Linked DNA regions of Mus musculus: all the other regions are linked to region 3. Evidence: chromatin loops called from intact Hi-C (ENCODE). Cell type or tissue: heart. All regions are shown on one strand.

Region 1 (5,000 bases), 150 kb before region 3:
CTTCTGTCACTCCTAAAAGAATTAGTCGGGAATTATACAGGTAATTTATTTTTGTTTTGCTAGCTGATGTGGGTTTTTCTTGGAAAAGGGTACAGCATTCAGTCTCTTGTCTCAGATACCAAGAGCGAATCCACTTGAGTCATTCGGGAATTGTTTAGCTGTAATACAGATTAAATAAAACTTTGAAGATGACGGAGCAGGTTTCCAAGAGATGAGGATCTGTATAATTGGTGATACATATAAACACGCTAACCTTCAAATCTATGGATGCTAATACACATTTGGTAACAAAAGAGGAGGAAAAAGCAAAAACCAGTTAATACATAAAGCATCGCCAATAAACCAATGGTCCCCGAGGGACCAAGCTTGCGATGTCCTCTTTTCTGAAAGATAACATCTGTCACAAGACCCTGAAATCCTTCTTGTATGACAAACACGAGGGACCTTTCCAGAGGGGACGAACTGCTCACGGTTGAATGTCAGGCCTCGCTGCCAACCAGAATCACCAGAGGTGCCTCTGGACTTTGCCTCATTCATTTCCCTTCCGCAACCCAGCCCTGCGATGACCCATCTACACTCAGCGGTGACCAGAGCAGGTGCTGAGGGGCTCGAATGAACAGGTTGCGGGGTCCCCTTACCCCATTACATACCGGAGGGAGAAAAGGCTGTGGTTACCCTTCCTCGGCTAGGAAAAGTAAGAGAGCGTTCAAAGCCTCCGCCAGGGCTGCATCAAGAGCCCAGCTCGTCTGCCTGGGTCACAAACCCAGGCAAGCGCCCTTTGTTTACGGAAGTGACGTAATCTGGGCGGGGCCCTCCGAGAGGCGAAAAGCCCCGCCTCTCCCAGGTCCCTTAGCGATGCTCGCGTCTCTGCTTTGGGCTCCGTCTTCCCATAGCCGCCTTCAGGTATGGCTCCAGCGGCTGCGGGAAAGAGGAGTTGTTGTTGGCCACTCCACTTCTGCCTGTCTCATGGCCTCATGGAAACTGGCTGTATATTGTCCTCACCGGAAGCGGCCAGCCACCTCGGTGAAGGACCGCCCCATGCACTGCAATTCCCAGCATGCCTTTCGAACAAATCGAAGGCGGAGCCTATTGTCCCCTTGCGGCGGATCCACACCTCGGATTGGCTGCTTTTAGTTTGGCTTGAGAAGCGGTATTGGGTTCAGCATCCCTGATGCTGTGCCGCCAAGTGTGATTCTGTAAATAGCCAGTATCCAAGCATTGCAGTTGGGTGTGGTGGGGGTGGGGTGAGTGCGTTTAGGTTTTCTGTGTACCTGTCTGTCTGTCTATCAGTCTTTCTTCGTTTTCTTTGCCTTTTTTTGACCAAGTCTCGTATAGCCGACACTGCTCAGGAACCGGTTATGTTGTTGAGATCTTCCTGCCTGCGCTTCTCATACGGGTATGTGTCACTCGTCCCACTTTACCTCACTACAGTCCTTTAAGGTAATGTCAAAATCCCCGTTTTAGAAGTGATTCTGAGGTCGGGCGTGGTGGCGCACGCCTTTAATCCCAGCACTTGGGAGGCAGAGGCAGGCGGGTTTCTGAGTTCGAGGCCAGCCTGGTCTACAAAGTGAGTTCCAGGACAGCCAGGGCTATAAAGAGAAACCCTGTCTCGAAAAAACCGAAAAGAAAAAAAAAAAAAAAGAAAGAAAGAAAACAAATGAAATGATTCTGAGATTCAGAAAGGCTAATCAGACTTGCTGCCTGACTCCCCACTTCATCCCCGGGATTAGGAATTGAGGGCTAAGAGAGAAGGCTCAACCCTAAACTAAAGAAAACTTACCTTTCCCTCCTTGATGTGGATGCCTTCTCAGAGGGAAGATGGGACTTTTTAGATTCCGACTTTCTTAGATTGAGGTGACCCTGTCCTTCAATCTCCCCATTACCTAGGGAGGAAATTGTGTCTAGAGATTATATTGAGACAGAGCAAAAATGGAGTTACTAAGTACTTAAACTCATACTATGAGATGTTCTTCCATTAGGAAAAACAAAACCAAAAACTTGGAATTCTTAAAAAAAACAAACCAAAAAACAAAACAAAATAACAAAAACAAAAAACCCCCACAGATACAGCATTCATGGTTCCAGTTTCCAAAGTGAACACGTGTTAGGTTTCATAATTTGGTATTTTTAGGGTAAAGAACTTGAACTTAAGAAAAGGCGGAATTCTCCTGTTTGGCATCTCTGAATGGTTGTATTTTGTGAATTGATCTACAACTTGGTTTTTAAGGAATGTCATGGCCTAGGTTCTACTTTTATAAAATTATGCCATGAAAGAATGAAAGAGGGAAAGCAGTTTGGGAGCAGGCCACAGTGTGGTGCTATATTGACTTGCTTCGGAGCTGAGACCTACATGGGAAAGTTATCCCAAAAGCGATGCTATTGTTTGGCTATCTTTGTAAAACTTGGTGCCTTCTCTGCTCTGAGATGAGCTCTAAAACACTACTGAGAGATTGGAGAAGAGCTCTCCAGGGCTGAGGACCCCCAGAGACTTCTTGAAGGGACAAGTGGGCTTTTGGAGAGCTGCTGGGAACTGAAAGTACCAGGAGGATCCGCTAGGTGAAACAGCCGTGAGTGAGTAGCCATTTCTCAAGAATGTATGTATTGTGTCATAGAAGAAACAGTAGGGCCTGGGGTGGGACTTTGGGGGAGCACTGGCCCAGCATGCTTGAGGCCCTGGGTATGAGTTTTGTCACCAAAAGAGGCAAAACAGTGAATCCAGAGGAACTATTTCATTTTTACTCTAAGATGTAACAGGTTTTTAGCAGGAGGCCAAAAAGTCTTTAAAATGAGACTGTTCATTTTAAAGACTTAGACATCTAGCATTGTTACGCCTATAGTCTTTTATTAAACATACTACTTTAGGCTGTAATTTCCTTAAGAGCAAATATGTGTTGATTTCCATACCTTTAGCAGTTGAGAGTGACATAAAAAGGGTACTCATTAAATTAATGAATGAAGAAATCTTAAACTCAAGCCGGGCGTGGTGATGCACGCCTTTATTCCTAGCACTCAAGAGGCAGAGGCAGGCGGATTTCTGAGTTCGAGGCCAGCCTGGTCTCTTTTTGGCAGGATTTTCTATAGACCAGGTTGGCTCAAATGTGGAACTCTCCTGCTTTGGCCTCCCCAAATGACGAAATGGCAGTTGTGCAATAAATATCTCAGCTGTGCAGTGTCACAGCTGCCTAGGCTGCCCTTGAAGCCACAGCATCTGAAAGAGTTGGCCAAGTTACAAAGCTGACCAGATGACATCACCGTTGTCCAGGCAGATCTCTTTCCTCAGCAGAATATTTGGGGCTTTGCTAGTCCTGCCTTCCTCTAAGAGCTCTGACGAGGCGTCTGATTACCCAACCTTTGGATGTTCTGATGACTTCTTGCTAAACAAACTAAAACCTTATTTTCTGGGGGTTCTACAATGCTAATGTTTTAATTTATTTTTGTATTTCAAGTCTACACTTCCCTTTTAAAGCTAAAGTAGTTAGCAAGTTTAGGAGGTAGGTGACTGTACTCAATATTTTTGTATGCCAACTTGATACAAGCTAGAGTTATTGCAGAGAAAGGAGCCTCCCTTAAGGAAATGCCTCTATGAGATCCAGCTGTAAGGCATTTTCTCAATTAGTGATCAAGTGGGCAGGGCCTAGCCCATTGTGGGTGTTGCCATCCCTGGGCTGGGAGTCAGTCCTGAGTTCTATCAGAAAACAAGCTGAGTAAGCTGGGGAGGCAAGCCAGTAAGTAACATCTCTCCATGGCCTGTGCATCAGCTCCTGCCTCCAAGACCCTGCCCTGTGTGAGTTCCAGTCTTGACTTCCATGGTGATGAAGAGGAACATGGAAGTGTAAGCTGAATAAACCCTTTCCTCCCCAACTTGCTTCTTGGTCATGATGTTGTGTGCAGGAATACAAACCCTGACACAGTGACAGGAAGGTCTGAGTTGTTTTGATCCTTGGAGAATCTTTCCCAATCTCCTGAAGCCAGAGCAGCTTTAAAAGAAGGATTAACCAGAAAACAAAGCATACCATGGGTCATGAATCGGCTACGCTGTATACAGCTTCTCCTTTCCTCAGCTTGGTATTACCGTGTACTCCAAGGATGCTAAGAACTTGAAGGAATGGCTTATAAAGAAGCAAAGGGTAGAAGGAGGGATGTCTTTTCTATAGCTTTGAAAGATACCATGGCCACAGCCTATAAAGCAGGCTAATAACCCTCTCTCTCTCTCTCTCATATGTGTGTGTGAGATATGCTGATATATAATGTGGGTGTTTTCATCATATCAATTGTTCCGTTAGGGAACCCTGACTAATAGGAAGGGCAAGGGAGGAAAGGAGAAAAAAGGAAAACAGGAAGTAAAAGAACAACCCTGTCGTTGGGTGTGGTGGCACACACCTTTAATCCCAGTACTCGGGGCAGAGGCAGATGGATCTCTGCATATTCGGGTTTAGGACAGCCTGGTCTACAAAGTGAGTCCACAGTCAAGGCTCTGTTATACAGAGAAACCCTGTCTCAAAAAAAAAAAAAAAAAAAAAAACCCAGTTATATCCTGTTAGGAAGGGTGTTTGTTTGTTTGTTTGTTTTTGTTAGATATTTTCTTTATTTACATTCCAAATGCTATCCCGAAAGTTCCCTATATCCTCCCCCTGCCCTGCTCCCCTACCCACCCACTCTGACTTCTTGGCCCTGGCATTCCCCTGTACTGGGTTATATAAAGTTTGCAAGACCAAGGGGCCTCTCTTCCCAATGATGGCCAACTAGGCCATCTTCTGCTACATATGCAGCCAGAGACACGAACTCTGGGGGTACTGGTTAGTTCATATTGTTGTTCCACCTATAGGGTTGCAGACCCCTTCAGCTCCTTGGGTACTTTCTCTAGCTCCTCCATTGGGGGCCCTGTGTTCCATCCAATAGATGACTATGTGTAGGAAGCCGCCCTCACATTCGCCGGTGCAAGATGGCGCTGACATCCTGTGTTCTAAGTGGTAAACAAATAATCTGCGCATGTGCCAAGG
Region 2 (5,000 bases), 69 kb before region 3:
GTGCTACTCATGGTCTCATGACGTCAGGGAGGAACCTATGGCTACATCACCCTTTCACTTCAGGACATTTCTTGAGGAAACAAACACTTTATACTGTTTATATGGTGCTTGATAAACGACAAGGTTTAAAAACAGCACTTGTTTCCTTTGCTTACCACCCTGCAAGGTGGTCCTACTAGGTGATCTGAGATCATTAATGTCATCTATTGTAAAACACCACCATCAACAGGACAAGCTGATGTAAAACAGGGGAAGACGGAAAAAGTTTGTCTACTAAGTTTTTTGTTTTTGTTTTGTTTTGTTTTGTTTTGTTTTTTTAAGACAGGGTTTTCTTTGTAGCTCTGGCTGTCTTGGAACTCATTCTATAGACCAGACTGGCTCGACCTTAGCCTCTCTCTGCTTCCTGAGAGCTGGCATTAAAGCCTGAGTCTCACTCCTTCCCACCTCATGAGTTTACTAGTTTCGTGCTTGCTTTGTTCCTGTCCGGCAGAGAGGCGAGCTAGCACCACTTTGGAGACTGATCCTAAGGTCAGAAAGCGGTACTGAAATGTGGGTCAACTTCACTATAGAAACCAAAGACGATGCTTTCTGAGCAAACACAGCAACGCGGCCAATGGGATTTTTAGCTTCGGGATATTGGACTCAGTCTCCTTAAATTCTTCTTAGCAGAAGGTTTGAGTTAGCTGGGTGTCTCGTGACTATGATCTTAAGGGCGTTTAGTTAAAACATTTTCCAGGCCCCGGATTTGGGGTTCTAGGTTCTGGTAACCTAACTCAACGGTTGAGGGATGGATGAAACAGGCAACTGTCTCTGAACTGTTCGCACCTGAGGAGCAGGAAAGCACTAAGGAGACACTAAGAAAAACTCTTGAAGCACTATGGTCACTATGGTTTTCGGAGGGTTTTTTGTTTGTTTGTTTGTTTGTTTTTGTTCCTCTGGACTCCCAGTTGACTACAGAACTCTTGGTCAGCGGGTGACTTATTGAGGTCTTCCACGAGGTCCACAAAAGCGTCCCAGAAGTCTTGAGAGCTTTGCAGGAGAGAGACCAGGGGGGCTCAGACGAGCCGCCCAGCGTTTCCAGGGAGGCAGGACGGAGCCTCAGCCGCCACCGCAGCAGCGCAGGTGAGCTGCCGAGTTCTTGGTTGGCCCCGCAGTCCGGCGCCTCTGCGACGCCCGCGCAGCGCCCCACTCGGGCCTGGGGTGCGGGCGGCGACTGGGCCCCGGCGCCCGGGGGCTCGGCTGGGGGCGTGGGCGGCGACCCGGAGCTCCGGGACTGCGCGGCCGCCCCAGCAGGGTGCGCTGGGGCGCCGGGCGGCCAACGGCCTGGGCGCAGGGCGCGGCGGGCGCGGGAGCCGCAGGTGGTTCCCAGCCGGCCTTTCTCCTCCCCCTTCCCTTTCTCCGGCCGCCCTCCCTCGCGCCCGTGGCGGCGGCACTTCCCCCGCTTCCTCCTCCCTCTCCAATCCAGAGGGAGGGAAGGAGCCGAGGCGCTTTCCTGCCTGCAAACTTCAGCGGGGCCCGCCGCGGCCGCCCGGGAGCTGCTCCGGGAACTTTCTCGGCCGCGCTGCTCCAGAGCCCCGGAGGAGGCAAGCAGCCGCGCGGCACCGGGTTAGGGTCTCCGCGCGGTCCCTGCGCCTCCTCGCCGCCCGGCCTCGTCCCCGCGGCAGCTGCCCCGGGACCCTCCTTTGTGTTGGATGCGGACCCGCGCCCATCGTCCCCGGGGCCCGGCGTGAACTCCGTGATCGCCGGTCCGCCGGCACCCCGCGTGCCCAGCCATGCCCTTCCACCAACGAAGCGTAGAGCCCGCACGGCTGCGCCGGCCCGACGAGGCGGCACTGGCTCGGGCTGGGGACCCGCCGCTCTTCCGCTCGCTGGAGCAGGTCAGCTCGCACACCCTGGTCTGCCTGCTCGCCCAGCTGGCCGACCTGTCGCGCTGCGCTGGGGACATTTTCGGGGAGCTCGAGGGCCAGGCGGCTGCGCTGGGTCACCGCACCGCCGAGTTGCACCGTCGCCTGGACGCCCTGCACGCCGCCGCCGCGCGTCTGGACCACCGGCGAGTGAAAATCCGTGAGTGGCTGGTGGCCCCGGGGAGGGCACCGCGGCACAGAGGCGCTCGGCCAGCTGCTGCCTCCCGCCCCCTGGCGGCCCAGGCTCAGCTTTCTGACCTCCTCGGGAGCCCACGGGTGTCGGTGGCTCGGGTGGGGAGGCAGTCCAGGTAGCAATATACGTGTGATGAGCCCCGATTCTGGCCTCCAAAAAACTGACTTGGAGTGGGCGCAGAGTGTGGCTTTTGGGAGTGCCATTCCTCTGCTCTGTCAGTGGGAAACTGACGAGCAGCAACAGCTATGGCACAAGTGATGGTGTCCTGTCGAAGTCATTACTATTGCTATGTGCTAAAACACACAGCTTTTAAGCGGTGGACACCTCACACTTGAGGATCAGTTTGTGGACAATCTCTGGGGACCAAGCGAGGATTGCAGCAGCTTGTCACAGCTGCGCAACACCCCACCCCCCGCGCCCCCCGCAGGTATTGTACCTGTGGCATTACCTTCCAAAGAAAGCACACAAACTTGAGGTTTTTACTTTTAGCCTTGAATTTTGTTTCCTTTTCCAGAGTGGCCACTGGTTCTTTGTTATTCAGAGGACCTTGACCTTGAGCTGGGACTCTGTCTTTGGCCCTCTTCAACCCCCCAGATTAAGTCTATGTCTTGACATTGTAATCTCCAAGTGCCCATCTCTTTTCAGCAGCTTTAACTGGCTCTGATGAATGAAGGGACTGGAATTTCCTGCTGGCCTAAACTAAGAAACTTTCAGTGTGATGCCTGGGTGGTTTCTCCCTTTCCAGTAGGTGAACTTGTTCATGCTACTTAGTGCAAAGAGTAAATTGGGGATGGCTGATGGATTGCCGGGTGGGAGGGGAGATACTGGTATAACAGCCCACGCCTAGGTTTCAGCAGCTCTGCATGAAAAATGGCCCGACTTAGAATCACTTCATACGTGTGTAATCCGGAGTAGCTTGTTTTCCAGCTTGAAAACCCAAGTCACGTTTAACCATCTCGAAGCTTAGGAGTTCGAATTTTCACAAATTTGAATCTACTACTTACATATGCCGCTGTAATGTGTTTCCTAAGTTGTGCATTTCTGGTTATGCTAAAACACACAGCTTTTAAGTGGTGGACAGCTTTCAACCCAGGAGAGTGGGAGGGGATGAGAAGGGGCGTGGAGTCAAAATGACCTAATAATTTGTACGGAACATAATCAGAATCTATTTAGTTCATGTGAACGATGACCTCATGCATAGGATGTGCTGTCCTAGGGGACCTTCACTGTAAACCTGGCAGTCCTGTTTGTTTCTGTGCCTTTTTGTGTTGGGTGTGTGCACCTGGGTGAGTGAGACTGTCATCCCTGACGTGCAGTGTGGTGAGGCCGCTCTAACTACTGGGTGAAGAACTCTAAGGGAAGTAAACAAAACAAAACAAAGAGAACACATTCTAGTTACATGGAATGGAGTGTTGCCCCATTCTGTAATTGCAGAACAAGGCCAATTACAATTTTAAGATAACCTGTAGAAAAATAAACAATATTCCTTGATGTTAAAACTCTTTCCTTGCTGGCTGGAGAGATGGCTCAGAGGTTAAGGACACTAGCTGCTCTCTTCTAGAGGGCCCTGGTTCAATTCCCAGCATCACCATTGCAGATCATGGCTCCCTGTAAGTCCAGTTGCTAGGGGATCCAACACCCCATACAGACATACACACAGGCAAAACACCAGCACATAAAGTAAAAATAAACTGAGGAAAGAGACCGCTTATTTTGCTAGTTTTGCTTTGCATTTGAATATATTTCCTCCTCTACCTCCTCCTTTTAGATGGAGACTCATATAGTCATGACTGGTCTTGAACTTGCTATATAGCTAAGGTGGGCCTTGAACTCCATATCATCTTGCCTCCAACTTCCAAGTGCTGCTACATGCAAATGACATCACCTCCTGCTCACTTTCCTTTCTTTGAATATGTGTATTCCAATAAACAATACTGCCCAGCAGCTCCCTGAATTCTCTCTAAAGTTGTTTTTGAAGCGACTGAAATAATTCTCTTCAAAGTTTTCACAGGCATGTCATTTCAAGTGGCTTTAATTTTATACCAGTAATCCTGGTTCATCATTTTCATATAATCATGAAAGCTTTTATCAAAAGTAATTATGCCTAGATCATAGGTGTGCATACAGAGAAAAAGATGAGTTATTAAACACATTATTAGGTTTGGTCCCATTTTTGCACGCAACTCTTTTTGTGTGCTAAGAGCCTATATATTCATATAATAAAAACCCTATATATTTATCCTATTTAGCATCTGCAGGATTCTTTTAAAGCAATGCCTTGTCTACCATAGTGGCTCATATCCACAGTCCCAGCATGTGGAAGGTGCCTAGCCTTGAACTCACAGTGCTAGGACTGAAGGTACCACTGTGCCTGACGTGTTGATCTTTTATAAGCAGGTCTTCAAAGTTACATCCTTCATTCATGAACCTTCGTATTGAGAATTGACTGTAAATTGACTAATTTCATGAACTCATAACCAGAGGAGTAGTCAAAGCCAAAAGACTTGAAGTGATTTGTCTAGGCTGAGGGCTGGCGCACAGACCTTTGATTGCCTCCCTTGCTGTCCATTGCTTATGTGTGTAGCTTCACTGTAGGAGTGTTTAGAGATAGGGATCGAAGTGTAGACACATGCTGGGAACTGTCAGAGGGCTGCCTGAGAACCTTAATTTCATCTCTCTGGTAAGATATACCTGTTAATGAGTCTCCAGCAGCACATGCACGAGAGGGGGCCAGGATCCAGTTCTTATTTCACTCATGACTGCCCATAACCACCACATGTAAGGTTGCACCACACGTACCGGTGGTAACCTGAAAAACAACACTTAGTCCTGTGGGCCAGTCCTACTGGTTTCAAGGATCACGAGGAATATTTCTTCAGGCTTGCCATCTTCCAAATATCATA
Region 3 (5,000 bases):
AAAAAAAGCAAAACCAAAAATACTAAATATTAAAAACCTCAAGATTAATGTTACTAACAAGTCCAGACAAGCTGGAAATATGTGGAGCCCTTTCTCCAAACAATCAAAAAGTGACTGTCTGCAGTGTATGTTTTATTCTCTGATTGCAAGGTGCAATATAAGGAGCGCTTTACATTGGTAGGCCACCAATGTAAAGCCTTAAGATAGACTTCCTGTCGGGCGTGGTGGCACACGCCTTTAATCCCAGCACTTGGGAGGCAGAGGCAGGCGAATTTCTGAGTTCGAGGCCAGCCTCGTCTACAGAGTAAGTTCCAGGACAGCCAGGGCTACACAGAGAAACCCTGTCTCGAAAAAAGCCAAAAAAAAAAAAAAAAGATAGATTTCCTGTGAAGTTCAGACAAGGCAGGATGAATTCGCTGCAGCTACTGCCTCTAGGGACTGTCCCAAAGGATTTCGGTCATCTGACACATTGCAGCTTTGAGGGGGGAGTGCCCCGCCCACCCAAGCCTCAGTTGAATGTGGGTGAGAAATGGAGGTGAATTTCAAACGTAACACAGCTTTGTTAACTAACTTCCCAGGAACAGCTCTGCTGTTAATTGTGGCAAACAGCCTGGGATGTCTTTGTGGTACTGTGGATTCTTTCAAGGTCTTTGGCGATCCTGCCAAGCGGGATCACCCCTTCATAATTGTAAGCATCTTACTAAATGAAACACTTGGTTCCTTTATATAGTTTTAACTGTGTCACAACAGCTTGGCACCCCATTTCAACCCTCAAAATTATATTTTATTTTGTTTTGTTTTCTTCATATAATCCTTTCAGCCTAATCTATTTTTAGATTTTAGAAGTGCTTTGTATGTATTGGATGGAAAAACCTTAATTTAAAAAATTACTCCCTATGACCCTGAGGGCCTCCCATTGTACTTTAACAATAGTGGAGACACTACATTGTTTATTCTGACTGTCTAGTGCTGGTGGTTAGGGAACTTTAGCAGCACATCTCGGCGAGCCTCAAGGGTGGCAGTTTAAGTCCTTCATTATTACAGTTGCTGGCACAAAGTGCTCCGGGCTTATCCCACTGGCCAGACAGGAGAGGAATCCAGACCTCCAGCCTTCTCTTTAAGCCTCCAAGAACTGTCTGTCCATCCCTTCAGTACCAGGTTGCCTGATGATGGTCAGATCAGTACTGAGGAAATGCCTTTCCAGCCAAGTTGTGTAAGACTTGCAGAGGGAAAGATGCTTCATCATGGCTACTTTTTCTTTCTCGTTTCTGCTCACTGCCCCCTTTCCTTCTTCTCCTTAGTGTCAAGGGAAAGAATAGTGATCAAAGCGAAGGGATCCAGAAACAACACCGTGCTACAGGAAAGAGGAGAAAATTAGGCTCTGTTGGAGCATCTCTGCCTGTCCTTCATAGTTCTCTTCCCAGACCCAGGGGGATCCATTTCCACAATGGCAGTTTTATGATGCAAACTGGAGCCTCAAAATCCCTAACAGAAAACTTGAAGGATAAGTTTTTCATTGCACTCTGCTCAGTAGTCTGCACTACTTTGTGGTTTGAGCACAACGATCTGTTGGTCCAGTGTGTATTTTATATACTACCTGCCAGCCACTTAGCAGCCACTTCGATTATCAGTTTAATTGTATATTGCTTGCGTTTAAACCAGTTTTATTTTACATAAGAATGGCTCCAAAGTGCAAGAATATTGATGCCAATATACACGAATGAAACTATAAAGAGATCCTCTTAAATGAGGTGACAAAACACAATACTTTTAGAGACGAGAGGAGCAGAAAAAAAGAGATAACCTCATAAAACCCTCACTGGAATAAACTGCTTTATTTCTTTTTTTAGTATACTTTGCTGTTACTCTTTTATCACTTTTGATCTATTACTGGGCATTGTTCATAGATTAAATTTTGCCATAGGTATATGTGTCTAGGGGATTACATGGGCTCAGTACCCGCTACGGTTTCAGATAGCTACCAACATTGTGGAGGATGGTGACTATAGTATCTAGATCCTGTAACACACATGCAAAGATGGAGCCAGGAGCAACCAAGAGCTTTACCAGACTCTGGGCCCCTCATTTTCTTTCTCTCTCTCTTTCTCTCTTCCTCTCTTTCTCTCTTTCTCTCTTTCTCTCTTTCTCTCTTTCCTTCCCTTCCCTTCCCTTCCCTTCCCTTCCCTTCCCTTCCCTTCCCTTCCCTTCCCTTCCCTTCCCTTCCCCCCTTCCCTTCCACTTCCCTTCCCTTCCTTCTTTCTTTTAAAGATTTATTTATTTTATGTGTATAAGTGTACTGTAGCTCTCTTTAGACACATCAGAAGAGGACATCAGATCTCATTGCAGATGGTTGTGAGCCACCATCTTACTGGGAATTGAACTCAGGACCTCTGGAAAAGCAGTCAGTGCTCTCAACCTCAGAGCCATCTCTCCAGCCTCACTTTCTATTTTTCTAATCAGGGTACCTCCCCCTCCCCCTCAACAGTCCCTCAGCCCTGCCCTGTCTTTGTACAGGACCACTTTTACTCTATTTGTATGTATAGCCATGTCTTGTGAAAATTAAAACATCCTTACAAGAGAAACTTCTTTTTATAATCTAGTCCAGTACATTCTACTTTGTTGAAATTGGTTCTTAAAATTTTTAATATTTTTAAATTTTTAACTATTCCCATCTTTTTGTGACAACCTAGTAGGCTTTTTTGTTTGTTTGTTTGTTTGTTTGTTTGTTTTTTGACAAAAATGTGCACATATAATGATTTAAATAATTGTTTAGCAAGCACAGATAAGATTTACAAGCCTGTGAGCAATCTCTGCCCTGTGTCCCACGATAAAGTTGGTGTGGCACATGGGCAACTTTTTACTTTGTGAAGTTAGGACTTTCTAAGTTTACTTCCCAAGGCTCAAGAAATGTTGAATTGGTGGGTAGGTGCACAAGGACTTAGCTCTAGTGTAAGTAGCCACCTAGTGGCAGCTGTCTGCATCTGACCAGGGTCCTGTGTTGAGTGAAGTCCTCTGATTTCTCCTCTGAGAAAGGCCATCTGTGACTTACAGGGCTTGCCTGGCAGCTTGGGGACGCGTCCCAACCCCTCCATATAGTCTTTCCTTTGTTGATGGGTGGGCTCCATTGCTGTACTTCCCTAACAATTACTGTCTATTGTCTTCATCTTCCGCGGAGAGGTGCTTTCAGCTCTGGCTGCCGCTCCTTAGGATTCCAAGCACTTGGCATTGGGCCCACACATCTGTAGAGTTACAAGCTCCTGAGGTAACTATGCATGGCCGTGGTTTACAAATACCAACACAGACTAGCACCCTAGGATCAAAGCATTCAAGGAAAATGTGCCAGTGTCCCACCTTGCTCCTCAGAAGAGGTAAGAAAGGACTTTTCCCCCCTCAGGGCCAGGGAGATTGAGAAGTCCGGGGAGCTGGCATCCGAGTTGGCCACGGAAAGTGAAGCTGTCAGGGTTTTGGCTCTGTTTAGCTCCATCCTCCCAAACACTTTGATGGTCTCCCAGCCAGCTCTGAAATAGCTGTGAATAGGAATCTGATTGTTGCGTGCCATGAAAGACCAAACAAACTGGCAATTTAGAGAAGTCTTTGTGTCACCCCTCCCTTGCAGCACCCACTTTCTCCACCCCCCCCCCAATAATTAATGTGATCAAATAACCCCCCTCATGTTTAGAAGCCCGAGATCAGCATATCAAAGGGTGGGAAGGGCCTGGCAATCCTTACCAAACTCGCTCTGAGGGAAACAAAACTTATTTGCATAGGAAGAGACTTCTCTCTCTTTGCCTACAGCTGAGGAGTTTCCCCATAACTCCCTGTTTTGGGAGAAAATTGGCCAATTCCCTTTTTGATTCAGTCATTTCCTGAAGGTAATTCCCGAGAGTTGAAGCTCTGGGTCCAAATCCCCTCCGAGGTGGGAATGAATTGACAAGTGGAAGCCCCGGCAGTTTACTAATTCATAACTCTACCCCCTCCTTCTTCGTGTTGCTAAACACTATAATCTGTGACCTGAAAGGAAGAACACTACCAGCAAGTAAATATTGAAAAGGCCCTATGAAGTATAATGTGTGTGAATTGTGCCTGGGGAGCCCGTCTGCTGGGATGAAGTTCTCATCTGCTAATGAAAGTGAGGCGGTGGTTTTACAGGAGGTTGAAAGGAAATACTTTTAAAGTGCTAAGGGCTGGAGTTTAGTGTGTGAGTATTCCGTGTGACTGAGCGCGCACTGTTGTGAATGAATGAACTCTGTGCCACCGAGGACCACTGGGAACCCTGAGAGGAAGTGGAAGCATGACTCACGGATGTGCTTGAACTGTGTATCAAGGTGTGTGTGTGTGTGTGTGTGTGTGTGCGCGCGCACGCGTGCTAACTTCAGAGCCAGATCTGAAGCCTGGTAGGAAGAAAGACCTTGGATCATAGCAAGGAGAGGGCTCCTGGCTTACAGCGCTAGGCTACTACCCACATCTGAGGACAGCGGCCCAGTCTCTTCTGTGCAGTCTCGGGCGTGCATCGCCTGTCCGGAGGATTCACATCACCCTCAAGACTCAGCCAGGCTGGATGTCACTCACGGTGGCTTTGTTCTAAAGGCCTCCAGATGAGATTTATCTAGGCATCTGGTAAGTGAAACTTTTAAGTTTTACAATTTGAACCAAGCTGCTTAAATGGAGCGAGGGATTTGGCTAGAGAAGCCCATGGAGAAGACAACACGCAGTGCGCATCCATTGGTAGCGAAAGTGGGGGCCACTGGGGACCTTTGGCCTCTGTCTCTCGCAGCATGAGTGCCGGGGCTTCCAGAGAAAGGCTCATGATTGTCTGGAGGCAAAAGCTTTTCTCCAAAACTCGTGGAAAGGAAACAGCTCCTTGCTCTCTTGCTTTATACGCTGTAGTGTATTTAGAAAATGTTCAGAGCAGCCTACTAAAACATCCGTGTTATCTGCCTGCCTGCCCCGCCCCATGTTTAGCGCTGCCTATGTGTTTCTACAGTGCTGATATTAAGGAG
Region 4 (5,000 bases), 330 kb before region 3:
AGGGCCTGCTGTACTCTAGGAAAGCTTTACAGAGCAATAGAGCTACAGACGGAGAACCTAACACTCTATAAAGCTCCTGCCGAGGCTAATTTAGCATGAGTTATGGGCAAGAGATAACAGAAAGGACAATGGAAGAAGGAAATGGTGGTGGGAGGCTAAGTCTGACCACAAGGCCCCTAGACTCTGTGATCCTCAAAAAGAAAATCCGGCAGCTCACTGGGACAGCATGATCAAAGTATAAGTGTCTGTTTATTTGTTTCTGACAGGCTCTCACTACGGAGATCAGGCTGGGTTTGAACTCACAATCCTTCCTTTCCCTGGGATTATATGTATACACACCACACCTGGCTTTCAAAGTATAATTTTGACTTTTTAGTTCATGCATGTGAATGTTTCTGACTGCTGCATGAATGTATGTGCACCATCCATGTGCACTGAAACCAGAAGGGAGCATCCGATCCCAGGAGCTGGCTTTAAGGATCCCGTGCGAGGCTGTATATGTGCTGGGAAGGGAGTTTGGGTCCTCTGCAAGGGCAGCAAATGCTCCTCACTTCTGAGCCATCTCTCCAGCCCTTCACAGTATAACTGTGAACCCACTCACTGTGCTGGAACTTCAGACTCTCAGGACTGTAAGGGACAGGTTTATTTATGGAACGGCAGGGGAGGGGGAAAGGACAGATTATGAACTGAGAGGGACATTTCAGAGCTTAACGCTTGTACATGATGCGATCTTGCAATGACTTCAGATTTTAAGAGAGGCACAGAGCTGTAGTTTACTGAAGCTAGGAAGTTAGAGCCCGGGATGCTTTCTTAGCCCATCAATACTAAACTTCATTTGATCACTTGTGATTGAGGTACACCTGTATGTGACAGGCCTTGGAAGGGTGGTGACGAAGAAATGAAACACTTCTACTGAATAGAGAGCTAGTGGCTCAGGAGACTTAAGAAAGGGTACTGGTTTTAGAGTTGAGTAGGTTTAGAACCCTGCATCTAGATATTTAGTGTCATGAAACTTACAAGTTGCTAACACCATTTTTGTCTCAGTATCCCAAGTTTTCAAAAAAGGAAACCCTTGTCAAGCTCGTTTCACGGGGCTGTTGTCATCAATGGTGTAATCAGCATAAAATTTTAGAAAAATGAATATGTACAGAAATTCATATTTGGATATCAGCTAGACATGCAATAAGGAAAAAGAATTCAGGTTAAGAAGAGCAAACACAGCACAACAGCTGGAGATCAGGTGTTAGCGGGACTGTTCTCCAAGACGGAGCCCTCGGAACAGGAGAAGGAACGTGCAAATGTCTGTGTGAGGTTTCAGAAGGAACAAAGGCTTAGGGCAGGATAGAGCTGCTAGGCCATGGGGAGGTGGCAGGGGAAAAGAGACCAGTGACAGCAGGAATCAGTCCCTACCTCATTGAACCTATCTTTTAAAAATGCACACACACACACACACACACACACACACACATACCCAAACTGCAATTGTGAGTATGAATTGTAAGACGTACTAAGCACTATATGAAGTAGAGTAACATGAAAATATCGCCACAAAGTGGCATCTATAAAGACTTACATAAAGAGCTTCACAGACGTTCATTTAGATTTAGCCTCCAAAGGAGGCATTTGGTGCCAGAGTTCTTCTTTCTGTTTTCTGGGCTGTTTGAGATAGGGTCTAGGTTGGCCTTCTGTGTTCTGTGAGGCTGAACATGACCTTGAACTTCTGATCCTCCTGTCCTCTACCTCCCAAATGGCTGGGATTACAGGTAAGCACCACCACACTTGATCTATGCAGTGCTGGGAATAGAACCCAGGGCGTTGTGCACACAGTGCTCTAACAAATGAGCTATATCCCCAGCCCTCTATGTCTGCTCATTCTTATAATGATGTCCCCTTAATGGGCTCTATGTAACAGAGAATAAAAACCAAACTTGAAAAGCCCTCTGTGTAATCTTCCTTGGCTCCCGTTTCTGAAATACTTCATATTTAATGCTGACAAGGTCGCGGGCTGACTGGTGATGGTATCCCTTCACTAGGAAAGAAAAGGCAGGGGATCAAGAGTTCAAGTCCAGCCTGACTTCATAGAGTTTCAGGAAAGAAATACTTTTAAAAGATTAAAGGCTCGTTAAGGGTCTATGAACTCCAGAGACAGATGCAGATTAAGACTCCCCCCCCCCCACCCCCCAGAGGAAGGAAGGGATGGTGAGCAACAAGAGGGCCTGGAGTTGGCTGAAGGCCTACACAGGTTTCCCGAGTGGATGGCATAAACCGACAGTATTTGGTTCTCGGTGAAAAAAAAAAAAAAAAAAGGTGACTTTTTTTTTCTTTATTTCTATTTTTTCAAACTTGGTTTTACAGAAGACCCGGCTTGGGACCAGATCGAGTTCAGCCTTGGTTTAAGCGTCCACACCTGAGCAAGCTTCCCTGCTTCAGTGGACGGCGCAAAGCGATGCACTTATCCTCGTTAAGTGCAAACCGTTAGGAAATGCTGCACGCCAGAAGCTGCCGCACCCCAGCCCGCAGTGCGACCTGAACCCTCCGCGTCGCTGGGACGCCGGTCGGTCCCCAAGTGCCCCCAGCCTGGGGTCCTCGCGGAGGGCGCCCAGGGCCACTCGCCGCGCCCCGCCGTGCCGCGGGGCTCCGGCCAGCAGGGGGCGCTGCGGCCCGCTCTCCCGGGAGCGGCCGAGCCAGCCCGGTGGGTGTTTCTCTCTCTCTCTCTCCCTCTCCCTCTCCCTCTCGCGCTCTCTCCTCCCGGCCTCACATCCGGGTCTGGAGCGCGGCCGCCGCTGTCAGTGCCGGGCCGGGGCGCAGTCAATGGCGGCCGAGGGAGGCGGAGCGGCGGCCACGCGCAGCCCCGAGCCCCCGAAACTTTAGACTTCGGAAGCCCCACAACTTCTCGGAGGGGGGCGCGTGGGCGGAAGGGGAAGCCGAGGCGGGAAGCCCGAGGGACGCGGCCGAGCCCGGAGCCGCCGCCTCCTTTTCCCCACGCCGAGCTTGCGGCCGCGCACAGCCGCGCGCCACCGCCGCCGGCTGCCCCGGGCCACACGAGCTCGCGGCCCCGCGGGGAGGCCGTGCCGTGCGCAGTACCCCGCCGGCCGCCCCGGGTCGCGGGGCCGGCGCCCGGGTGGTGCATGCGGGGCGGGGCGGCCGCCGGGCCGAGGCGAAGATGGAAGGCTTGACGCTGAGCGACGCCGAGCAGAAATACTACTCGGATCTCTTCTCCTACTGCGACATCGAGAGCACCAAGAAGGTGGTGGTCAACGGGCGAGTGCTCGAGCTGTTCCGGGCCGCGCAGCTGCCCAACGACGTGGTCCTCCAGGTACCGCCGCGTCCCCGGCCGCGCGGGCCCCGGGCAGCGGCAGCGGGAGTGGGCTCCCCCGGGGACGGGCAGAGGCCGCAGGTGCGGGAGCGGGGTGCGCGGGGACCCCTGGAGGGGGAGGGCTCGCCGTCCGGGTGGGGGCGGGGGTCTGCGGAGCCTGCATCCCTCCGGCAGCCTGTGCACTGGAAGAGCAAGGTCCCGGGTCTCTCGGGTTGTGTGTGCATCCTAGCGTCTGCTGGATATGCCTACTATAGTCACATAGCTCTTCGACTCCCGCACAATAGGAAAGTTACGACTATAGGCAGGCAAAATGCCATATGGATTTTTGAGCGAGCCGAGCAGACTCGATGAAGTGAGATTTGTTACGCTTAAGGTATCCAAGAAGCAGGTGGTTTGGGTTTTTTTTTTAGGGGGGGGGTTGTTTTGTTTTGTTTTAAATTTAAGGAAGCTGTGTTCTTAGGGGAGACTAAGAAATTTGAACTTCTGGCTGATACTTGGCATGTAGATAGATGTGAAAAGAACTTGGTCGTAGAATGGGTGGCCGGTGGACAGTATCTTCTAGTGCCCTTCCCGGGAATAGTCAGTGGAGCTTGTGGGTTTGGTTTGGGATTTATTGAACAGCTGGAATCAGACAGCGGATAGTCTCCTCAGTCTGTAACTCTGCCACTCGTAACTCTGTAGCAGCAAGGGTAAACCTTCTTTGTCGCCTGTTTTAGAAGTGCTAATATTTGTGATGAGCATTAATGCTACTGCTTAATGATTCATAGCTGCTATAGTAAGAGCCTGTTTAAACTGTATGGGAGGAAGGAACCGTCTTAAGTTTTCATCCTCATATTGATCCCAAGCCAGTTATCCAAATCTCCAAACACATGGAGATGGAAGTGGATATAATGCAGTGGAAGCAGAATATTGGGCCAGAGGTTTGATTTTACTTTGTTTTGAGACAGCTTATTGCTTTATATCCCAGACTAGCCCTGAACTCAGGGTCCTGTTGCCCCCTCAACTGCTCAGGTGCTGGGACGTGGGTGTGGGCTGGGCCAGGAGTCTCCAGGCTTTTAGAAATCTCATCACTCTGCCTCCTCAGCCTCCAGTTCTCTGAGGCCCATCTTAGAGTGAAAGTCAGTTTTCTTCTAACAGAAACCCTTGTGATATAAAAATTTCTACACACACCTCGAATATAGACAATACCCGAGTGCCTACTGTGGTTTAGGGAGTGAATTCTTTCTCACTTTGCTTTTGTTTCATTTTGTCATTTTTTCTTAACCCTGGGGTGTGGTGGGGAAAGGTGAGTGTTTTAGGTACCAGGGAAGGATAAGAAAGTCTCAGATCTGTGCTGCTGAAGAGGACAACATAGTGACAATTTTAGGCTTTCCCAACAATTCAGATTCTGTGTGGATTCACTGTTTTTGTTTTTATGGCCCTCTTACGATGAGGAAACCAGGTTTAGCTTGGGTTCACACAAAACATCCCATAGTTTGCTGATGGGTTAAATGATATGGGGCTAGTGTCTAATGGATTTGGTACAAAACTTACAGGTTCTGGACAAGAAGCCCCCCATATTCTATTTTAGCTCATGTCTTTGGGGTTCAGAGTTAACTGGAAATGACTTTGTCATTCTAATGGTACACAAGACTTTTTTAGGGTGTTTACATGTTTAGGGCATAGAAATTAGTGTCCATTAACC

What was found. Hi-C counts contacts between places; a loop is a spot of excess contacts. Peaks named below come from ENCODE experiments on the same cell type or tissue, not always from the same donor. Only the 100,000 strongest peaks of a DNase experiment are listed, where the experiment ranks them.
Region 1: a loop joins it to region 3, with 6 times the contacts of the local background. A loop is called at or near these places in 27 of 42 quality-filtered maps.
Region 2: a loop joins it to region 3, with 6 times the contacts of the local background. A loop is called at or near these places in 15 of 42 quality-filtered maps.
Region 4: a loop joins it to region 3, with 2.4 times the contacts of the local background. A loop is called at or near these places in 5 of 42 quality-filtered maps.

What each region holds. Positions count from the first base shown.
Region 1 is chr10:18,234,202-18,239,201 of GRCm38, forward strand. Ccdc28a (coiled-coil domain containing 28A) reads right to left here and starts at 780. Exons shown (of 6, transcript NM_144820.4): 1 at 651-780. In heart, a CTCF peak has its summit at 2,331; DNase peaks (open chromatin) are centred at 1,060 and 3,130; H3K4me3 peaks cover 1,482 bases; H3K27ac peaks cover 1,040 bases.
Region 2 is chr10:18,317,213-18,322,212 of GRCm38, forward strand. It overlaps a transcript of Nhsl1 not described here. Among named protein-coding and RNA genes, the nearest start is that of Ccdc28a, 85 kb to the left of the region's middle. In heart, CTCF peaks have their summits at 1,340 and 2,137 (motif pointing left); DNase peaks (open chromatin) are centred at 1,429 and 2,059; H3K4me3 peaks cover 2,661 bases; H3K27ac peaks cover 1,743 bases.
Region 3 is chr10:18,385,894-18,390,893 of GRCm38, forward strand. It overlaps a transcript of Nhsl1 not described here. Among named protein-coding and RNA genes, the nearest start is that of Nhsl1, 19 kb to the right of the region's middle. In heart, a CTCF peak has its summit at 2,977 (motif pointing left); DNase peaks (open chromatin) are centred at 478, 3,068 and 4,318.
Region 4 is chr10:18,052,800-18,057,799 of GRCm38, forward strand. It overlaps Reps1 (RalBP1 associated Eps domain containing protein), which reads left to right and starts at 3,141. Exons shown (of 20, transcript NM_009048.2): 1 at 3,141-3,316. The coding sequence starts at 3,164. In heart, a CTCF peak has its summit at 2,647 (motif pointing right); a DNase peak (open chromatin) is centred at 2,752; H3K4me3 peaks cover 2,521 bases; H3K27ac peaks cover 3,113 bases.